2 separate regions of the Homo sapiens genome follow, and region 2 is linked to region 1. Evidence: read pairs that join two places in POLR2A ChIA-PET (ENCODE). Cell type or tissue: MCF 10A. All regions are shown on one strand. Region 1 overlaps SH3PXD2A (SH3 and PX domains 2A). Region 2 overlaps SH3PXD2A (SH3 and PX domains 2A).

Region 1 (4,000 bases):
AAGCCTGCAGGGGTGTCGCCAGGCCACCCTGTCCCTGACAGGTAGAGAAAGGCGAGGCTGCCAGCCAACCCCCACCCTCCACATTTGCCTCCTCCCTTCCCTTTTGAAGGTACATTCAGATGAACGGGCTCCATCTTCAGGCCATGCCAGTCCCCTGGGGCCAACTGTGGTCTGGAGGCTGGGCAGCCTGGCATCCTGGGGCCTCCTCAGTGGACATCAGTCCTGGGAACTGTGGAGGTGAAGGGGGAGGAGGTATTTTCAGCGCCCAGAACGATGGATCTGCTGGGTGCCAGGCAGCCCTGGATGAATGATACATCAGTTCACACAGGTGATGCCTAGAGCCAGCTCAGTCCCTGCCAGAGAAGAGCTCTGGCTTGGGGCTTTGTCCTTGGGCCTGGGTCCAGTTGGAGTGACCCAGGAGGGCAGTGTGCGGGATTAGGCCAGGGACACTGTGGGAGTTTATCTCTTCCAGTGCCCCTCACCTCCTAAGAAGTTGTTGGGGGCCGGAGCTCCTTCTCAATGCGCCTCAGTGTTCCCCTCCACCACCATCACCCGCTGCTGCCACTCCCGAGCCCTCAGTGAAACCTGGACCCAGAAACCAGAGTGCCCAGTGCCCAGAGGCTCCTGGGGAGGGAGGCTGCCCACCACAAAGCACCTTTCATATGCTCCAAAGGCTTCGGCCACCTCAGGGAGGAGGGAGGAAGTCCTTTCCCTTCACCCCCACGGATGCAGCCCACAGGCAGGAGTGGGGAGTGGTGGTGAGGTGAAACACTCCTTCTGCCATCTTGGCCAGGGCTGCCCAGACAGAGCTATGGGCAGTCATCCTCGACCCCACCCCACCACCTCCAATCCATCAGCATGGCCTCTTGGCTGTCCTTCTAAGACAGACCTCAGTCTACTTCCCTCCACCCAGGGCCCAGCCTAGGCCAAGTCACCTTTGCCCTCTCACCTGCCTCTCCAGGACCCCAGCTGGTCTCCTCTGCTCCGTGCAAGCTCCCGCCAGCCCCTTCTCCAGACTCCACACAGGCCTTTGAGGCCTAGCACCTTCTTCTGTCTCTAGCCTCAGCTGCCCACTTGCCCTCTCACCTCTATCAACCCTGGTCTCAGTAACCATCCAGTCTGCCATCTACGCTGGAGTATGAGTTGGCTGGAAGCACCAACCCTGGGGACACCAGGGTATAACTGTACTCTCTCAGCATGGAGGGAAAGGATCCAACCTTGTAAAAGGACATTTAGGCATCAGGTAAGGAAAGGATGTATTTCCAGGGGGAGGGAGTGGAGGGTAAAGGACAGGAGTGTCACCGAGCCCTGAAATCATGCCTGTCACTTTCTGGTGACTTTGCCAACAAGCAAGGTGATCCCTGATTGCTCAAACTTAACTTCTTCAATTTTGTGCCATGGTGATTAGCATGGGGTGCACTAGAATCCAGGACTCTGGAGACCCAGGCCCGGGTGCATTTTCTGCGTCTTAGATGACACAGACTGACTGAGACCATGAGAAGAGACAGGCTTTTCGGCCCAGATCAGAAAGTTCCTGGGGAAGATACCTAGGATACAATCCATCCAGGACGGAGGGTTGGGGGTAGGTGTTCAGGAGCTGATTCCCTTCTAGAATGATTGGGAAGGCACATACCAAGTTGTAACAAGGTGGCCTGGCTCTTTTCCTGGTCTTGGAATGTGGGGATGTCGCGGGGGAAGGGCTTGGGAGACTGATCTACATTTCAAAAGTAAAAAAGCCCCTTGCGTGGCTGACCCCTGCAAAGCTTGTTACTCCCTGCAAGACCTGGAGGGTCTGCAGCTCGGAGTCTGGAAGGTAGTGACAGTGACACTGCCATGTGATCAGAGGCCGGATCCCCACCTTTCATCCCAGATCAGCCATCTGGGTCATCTGCTCTTTAGAAACAAGCTCCTTGCTGCTTTGCAAGTTACCACAGGCCGGGAAAGAACTGCAGGAAGTGAGGCTGTGCCTGGGCTGCGGCCTGGGCTGCAGTGGGAAGAGCTGACTCAGCACAGAGTGGGGAGGGCAAAGGAAATCCCACATCTGTGTCCTGCGGCAAAGCCACCACGAGCACAGACAGGCTTGCGGCACCAGTCCTCTCCCGTTGCACGCCACACAGCGCTTTCCATGCATTAACTGCTTGCGATGTCACCAAACCATGATCAACCCATTTGACAGATGATGCTACAGAGCCTGGAGTCCGTGTGACTGGGCCAGATGGCACAGCTCACAAACACACAGGTGGAGCCGCTCTGGAGTGTCTTGGCTCCACAAGTCCTGTCTGCCCAGCTGTCTCTGGGTGACTCAGCACTCCTCACTGTTCCACACACTTCTTACTGTTCTTCAAACATATACCGGTGGTCCGACTAAGGTTACTGTTCTTGCTGTCCCCCCAAGCCTGGCACCCCTGGGCCCTGATGATCCAAACCTACTCAGTGGAGATGTCACCTCTGCAAAGAAGCCCTTTGTGACCATCTAATTTCAGATGCCTTGAGCTGTAGCACCTGCCACATGACCTGGTTATTTTTCCTTCTGGCACTCATCACTCTTGGAAATTGCTCATCTATTTGTCTTCTGACTCCCACACTGGAAGGTAAACTTCCTGAGAACCACAACCAGGCCTACTTTGTTCTCAGTCATATCACCAGTGACCACAGCTGGCACACAGTATGTGTTCAATAAATATCTGTGATAGAAAGGAATGAATGTAGCTATTCCACGCTGTGTTCAGAGTCAGCTGCTGACAGCAGGCCCTGAAAACTGCCCGTCCAGATTACAGAGTAGGAGACTGATTTTTGGGGATGGGAAGCAGTAATTACATCAAGAGAAGACAAAATACCTCCAGTGGAGGTTGGAGGAAAGCTGTGTTTAAGATGGCACACGGTGCCTCTCAGGCCTATAATCTTGTTGACCTTTTTAAACCCCAGAATTACCAACAGACCCTATTTTTCCTTCTCCATCACATAGTTTGGCTTTTCCTGACATCCCAGGTCACCTGTGGGACCCAGAAACTTCTCAACCTCTCTTCCTTGGGGGTTGCAGTCTGGTGAAATCTCTGAGCCACAACCTCCCTCATAGCATCCAGGGCCCTTCAGGAAGGGCTTTCTCAGCTGGTGCCTGGTGGAGACACACACAGACACCTATAGCCCAGGGAGCGGGCCACGGACCAGCTCTAGTTAAAGACATCCCTTCCCCCTGCTTCCTTCTATGCTGGAACAAATACCGGATCTTCTGCACAGGGCTCTGGGGGCTGGGAGAGGAAGGCCCCGGAGAACATGCTTGCAATTCACCCAGCACCCTCTGCACTGTGGCTCCAAACTGCCTCTTCATTACAGGGCCGTTACGTAAACTGGCGAGTCAGTACAAAAGAAGCAAGCATGCCTGCTGACTAAAAATATACCTCTAAGCTCATAAGGTCACAAGGCTGTCTGCAGGCTGGCAACGCCTACCTTGATTATGGTTATAGATTCACTTTTCTCCCTAAGCAATCTCACTTCTCCAGGACTCATCAACCTGGGGATATGGATAGCGATGCATGGGACTAACTCAGCTATTAGGATGAAGGGCTTTCTGGAAGCCCAGAGGCCCAGTGCCAGCCAGTACAGAGACACAGATGGCTTGCTAGTGGGAGGGGACCTCGCACAGCCTTTGCAGAGGGAGTGCAGCTCTTTTTGCTCCACTGCCTGGCTTCTGAAGTCCCTCAATCCCTGGCCACAGTTGTTTGCTTTTTACATCAGCAGCTACACACTCTACTTCATGTCGTAATGACCATTTCCTCTCAGGGAGTCTCCTCAGGCCAGCAAACTCGGGATACACAGGAAATCTACTCCAATCCCAGGATGGGCAACAGGAGATGGATTTTCCACAGTCATCTTCTAAAACAAGGCAGAAAATTCCAAGTAAACAGTAGGCTGCCCTGAGAGGCTGGTGACCCCGCCACGCTTGGCCCAATGTCCTAAGGAATTTGATTTCTGCCCACCCCTCCAAAAAGCAAGAGACCTC
Region 2 (4,000 bases), 54 kb before region 1:
ATCCATCCATTCATCCATCCATCCATCATCCATCCATCCACCATCCATCCATCCACTACCCATCCATCATCTATCCATTCATCCATCCATCATCCATCCATCATGCATCCATCATCCATCCATCATCCATCCATCCACCATCCATCCATCATCTATCCATCCATCCACCATCCATCCATCATCCATCCATCCATCATTCATCCAGCCATCCATCCATCCATCATTTATCCATCCATCATTCATCCAGCCATCCATCCGTCCATCATCCATCCAGCCATCCATCCACCATCCATCATCCATCCATCTATCTTCATCCAGTCATCCATCTGTCCATCATCTATCTACCATCTATCCATCCACCATCCATTTACCATCTATCCATCTATCATCCATCCATCCATCCACCATCCAGCCATCTATCATCCAACCACCATCCATCCATCCTTCATCCAGCCATCCATCATCTATCTACCATCCATCCAACATCCATCCACCATCCATCCATCCATCCATCTATCCATCCACCATCATCCATCCACCATCCATCATCCATCTATCCATCCACCATCATCCATCCATCTATCCATCATCCATCCACCTATCATCCAGCCATCCATCCATCATCCATCCATCATTCATCTACCATTCACCCATCATCCATTCACCATCCATCCACCATCCATCCATCCATCATTCATCCACCATCCATCCACATCTTGACTGAAGGTCTGTTGTAGACCCAGTCTTGTGTATGAAGTAAGAGAGTGGCAGAAGACACACTGTCCTGCCCTCTTTTTCATTTTTTTGTCCATCTAGCTGGAAAGAGATGGCAAACACCCACGAAAAGACAACATACAAGTTCCCTTGTGATCAGGTGCCCCAAAGCTTGGTCAAAGGAAACACTGTATAGAAATTTCCAGGACAGGGAGATCAGAGTGGTCTGGGGTGGTCAGGGAGGGCTATGTGGAAGATGGGGCACTAGAGCTAGCCCTTGAAAGATGAAGACTGTTTAAAAAGAGCAGAAGCAGGAAGGAGATTTGGGGTGGAAGGGATGGTGTGAGCAACGGTGCAGGGGCAGGAACAGATGTAAGCCTGTGTGTGTGCGTGTGTGTGTGTGTGTGCATGCTGGGTGCGGAGGGCAAGAAGGCTGTATGTCTTGGGGGAGCAGGACAGGCAGCTGGGGCTGGACTGAGCCCCAGAGGAAGCAGCTCAGATTTTAGAAGGAAGTTGCTGAGAACAACCCAGCGGCAGTATTCCTAAAGAGAGATTCTCCCTGAAGGCTGTGGCACCAGCTCTGTGCCTGAGGATCACATTTCTAGCTCCTTCTGGTTTCCCTTGTTCAGGTGGTGGGGTGAGGACTTGTGTCGGGGGAGCCAGAGGACTGCTTTGCCCCTCAAGCTACACTGGCCCCATCTGCAGACATGTGCCTGGTCTCTGTGTCACGTGTGTGTATGGGTGTGTGTGACACACGGGCAGATACCAGGGCCCCACTGCAGAGCACAGACCTCTTGGGTCGATCCTTGGCTGATGGCCCCTAACTCCCCAGCCCTGGCCTAGTTTCGACCTGAGACTGGGAGCTTGGGCCAAGGAGCTCCCTATTTCCCATGGAGGCCAAGGAGCCCACCCAAAGTCAGGCTGTGCTTGTTTCTGCCTTGGCCTCTGTGGGAAAGAGGACTCGGAGGGCCCCACACTCCTCCCACACACCTAGCCCACCTGCATGGCCCTGGGAGGCCCGGGTGATCGCCTCTTACAGTGAAGGAACCTGAACCTCCCAGACTTTCCTAGACACCATGTGACAAACCCACAAGCACCAAGCAGCCAGATGTGCCCAGCCCAACAGAGGCAGCTGCGTTAGCCCCATTTTACAGATGCACCTCAGTCAGCTTAAGTCACTTGCCTGGTGTCACACAGCTTGCAATGGGAGGCAAGGCTGCAGACTCGGTTGTCTGTGCTGCAACCACCACAGGCCCCCTCCTGCCCTGCCTAGTGTTTCACAACTTTCAAGGCCTAAGGAAGGGGCACCTCCTCCAGAAAGCCCACTCTGATTTTGACCCCCAATAGCACTGAATGTTCCAATTCTGTCCCCAACAGTGGTGCCCTCAAAGGAGCTGTCCAGTAGAATTCTCCGGGGTAATGGAAATAGTCTCTATCTGTCCTGTCCAGTATGGTACCACTGGCCACAGTGGCGCTGAGCACTCAAACACTGAATTGTGACCAGTATGACTCAAACACTGAATTTTTCATTTTGTTTAATTAAGACTTAGATTTAAAGAGCCACCGTGGCTACTGGCTACTTTATTGGACAGTACAGTCCAGACTCTGACATGGTATGGCCAGAAGGTTTGCTTGGCTCCCATGGTGCGTGTGTGCATGTGTGTGTATGTGTCTCTCTGTGTGTGTGTAGCTGCCTAGGTTCAAATCCCAGCTCTGCCAGACAGATTATTTAGGGTCTCTGTCTTCATTTATAAAGTGCAGAGACTGAAATGATCCACCTAATTGGATTGCTGGGGGATAAACAAGTTAATACACATAAAGTCCCCCGTGCACAGTCAGGCTCAGTAACAGGGAGCGCATACACAGATCCTCCACCTGCTCCAGCTCCACCTGCCAGTCACAGGGCCCTGCTGCCAGCACTGGTTCACCCTCGAGAGGGGAGAGGGAGGGACTCTGGAAGAGCTGTGACTTGCAGGGGAAATGACAGAACCACCTGGGACAGAATGGGCTTGGCCAAAGGAGGGCACTGAGAGAAGGAGCCAGGAAGGTGGGGGCGGTGGCCACTGGAGGAGGAGCAGCATGGGAAGAAGCAGGGACACGGGCCTGGCTGGCCTCAGGGGGAGGGGGGAGCAAGGCTTGGGGTGTCTGTACAGAGATGAAGAAACCCAGGCTCTGCAGGGTAAAGCCACTTTGCTGAGACCACACTGGTGGCTGGTGGCTGGCAGCACTGGGGGTGGCAGAGCTGGGGACTTCCAGGTCCATCTGAATGACTGTTATCACTTTCACATTCCCCCAGAATCCCTTGCTGCTGCCAGGCTGACGGGTCTCCCCAGAGGCGACAGGAGTGACAGCCAAGTCTGGATCCCCCTCGATGCTGGACCAAGAGGCTGACTTAATGAGCCTGTTCCACAGAGGGCAGTGGCTGCCATGCTCCTCACAGCAGGCACTCAAAACGCAGGACAAACGGGCTCCTGGCCAAGGGCCTGTGTGCCCAGGGATGGGTGGCTCCTGGGCTAGCCTGGGTGCAGGGCGGCCTGGGGGCTTCCCCAGGGTCTGCCAGAGCATACATGTAAAGGACGGGGTCTAGGGAGGAGTCCTGTAAGATGCCAAACCAGGGCCATCCCAGCCTGTGAGGCCCGAGACATGGGTTCCAGGCCTGGCTGTCTGAGCAGGCAGCATGACCTGGGTGGTGGCAGCCCTCTCTGTGCCTTAGTTTCCCTGATTGGGCTTTTGCAAAGAGGCCTCCAGCTCCAGGCTCACAGGACAAGCCTGTGTCCTGCTTGTAGCAGGGGGGCCATCCAGGAACCCTAGGTAATACCTAGGTAATACCTCCATGCTCCCAGCCTTCTCCAGCTGCCTTCCTGTCAACCCTGAATGCTCCTGGGCCAGCTCAGCTGCAACTACAGTGAGGGCCCTGCCTGCTCACCAGCCTGTCCACTACAGGTCCCAGCAGGCCAGCCGTGGGCCGCCACCTCCATCCTCCACCAAGCAACCTCTCCTGAGCTTCTACACCAAGGTAAAGCCCCCGAGGTCCCGGAGCAGGCTTGTGCCCATGAACCCCAAAGTATGGTGGCAAACAGGGGGAGGGAAGGGCGGGCGTGGGCCAGGCCTTGGTGGGAGTCACCACTGAGCAGTTCTCCCCACCGTGAGTGAGCTCTTCTTACCCAAAGGTGGGAGTGGTAGTGCTGCTCTTATTATTATTAATACTATTATTGACAAGAGCACTACATTTGTCAAGCATTTACATTATGCCAGGTGCTAAACTAAACCCTTGACACACATCAGC

The links. Peaks named below come from ENCODE experiments on the same cell type or tissue, not always from the same donor. Only the 100,000 strongest peaks of a DNase experiment are listed, where the experiment ranks them.
Region 2: POLR2A ChIA-PET joins it to region 1 with 5 read pairs; 6 of 35 experiments call an interaction of 5 or more read pairs at or near these places.

Annotation. Positions count from the first base shown.
Region 1 is chr10:103,755,906-103,759,905 of GRCh38, forward strand. The region is part of intron 3 of SH3PXD2A (SH3 and PX domains 2A); the gene reads right to left. Among named protein-coding and RNA genes, the nearest start is that of SH3PXD2A-AS1, 11 kb to the left of the region's middle. RefSeq lists enhancers at 22-679, 680-1,335 and a silencer at 3,466-3,760. In MCF 10A, no CTCF peak of the experiment used is centred here; DNase peaks (open chromatin) are centred at 1,996, 2,246 and 3,356.
Region 2 is chr10:103,701,493-103,705,492 of GRCh38, forward strand. The region is part of intron 5 of SH3PXD2A (SH3 and PX domains 2A); the gene reads right to left. Among named protein-coding and RNA genes, the nearest start is that of SH3PXD2A-AS1, 43 kb to the right of the region's middle. In MCF 10A, no CTCF peak of the experiment used is centred here; no DNase peak of the experiment used is centred here.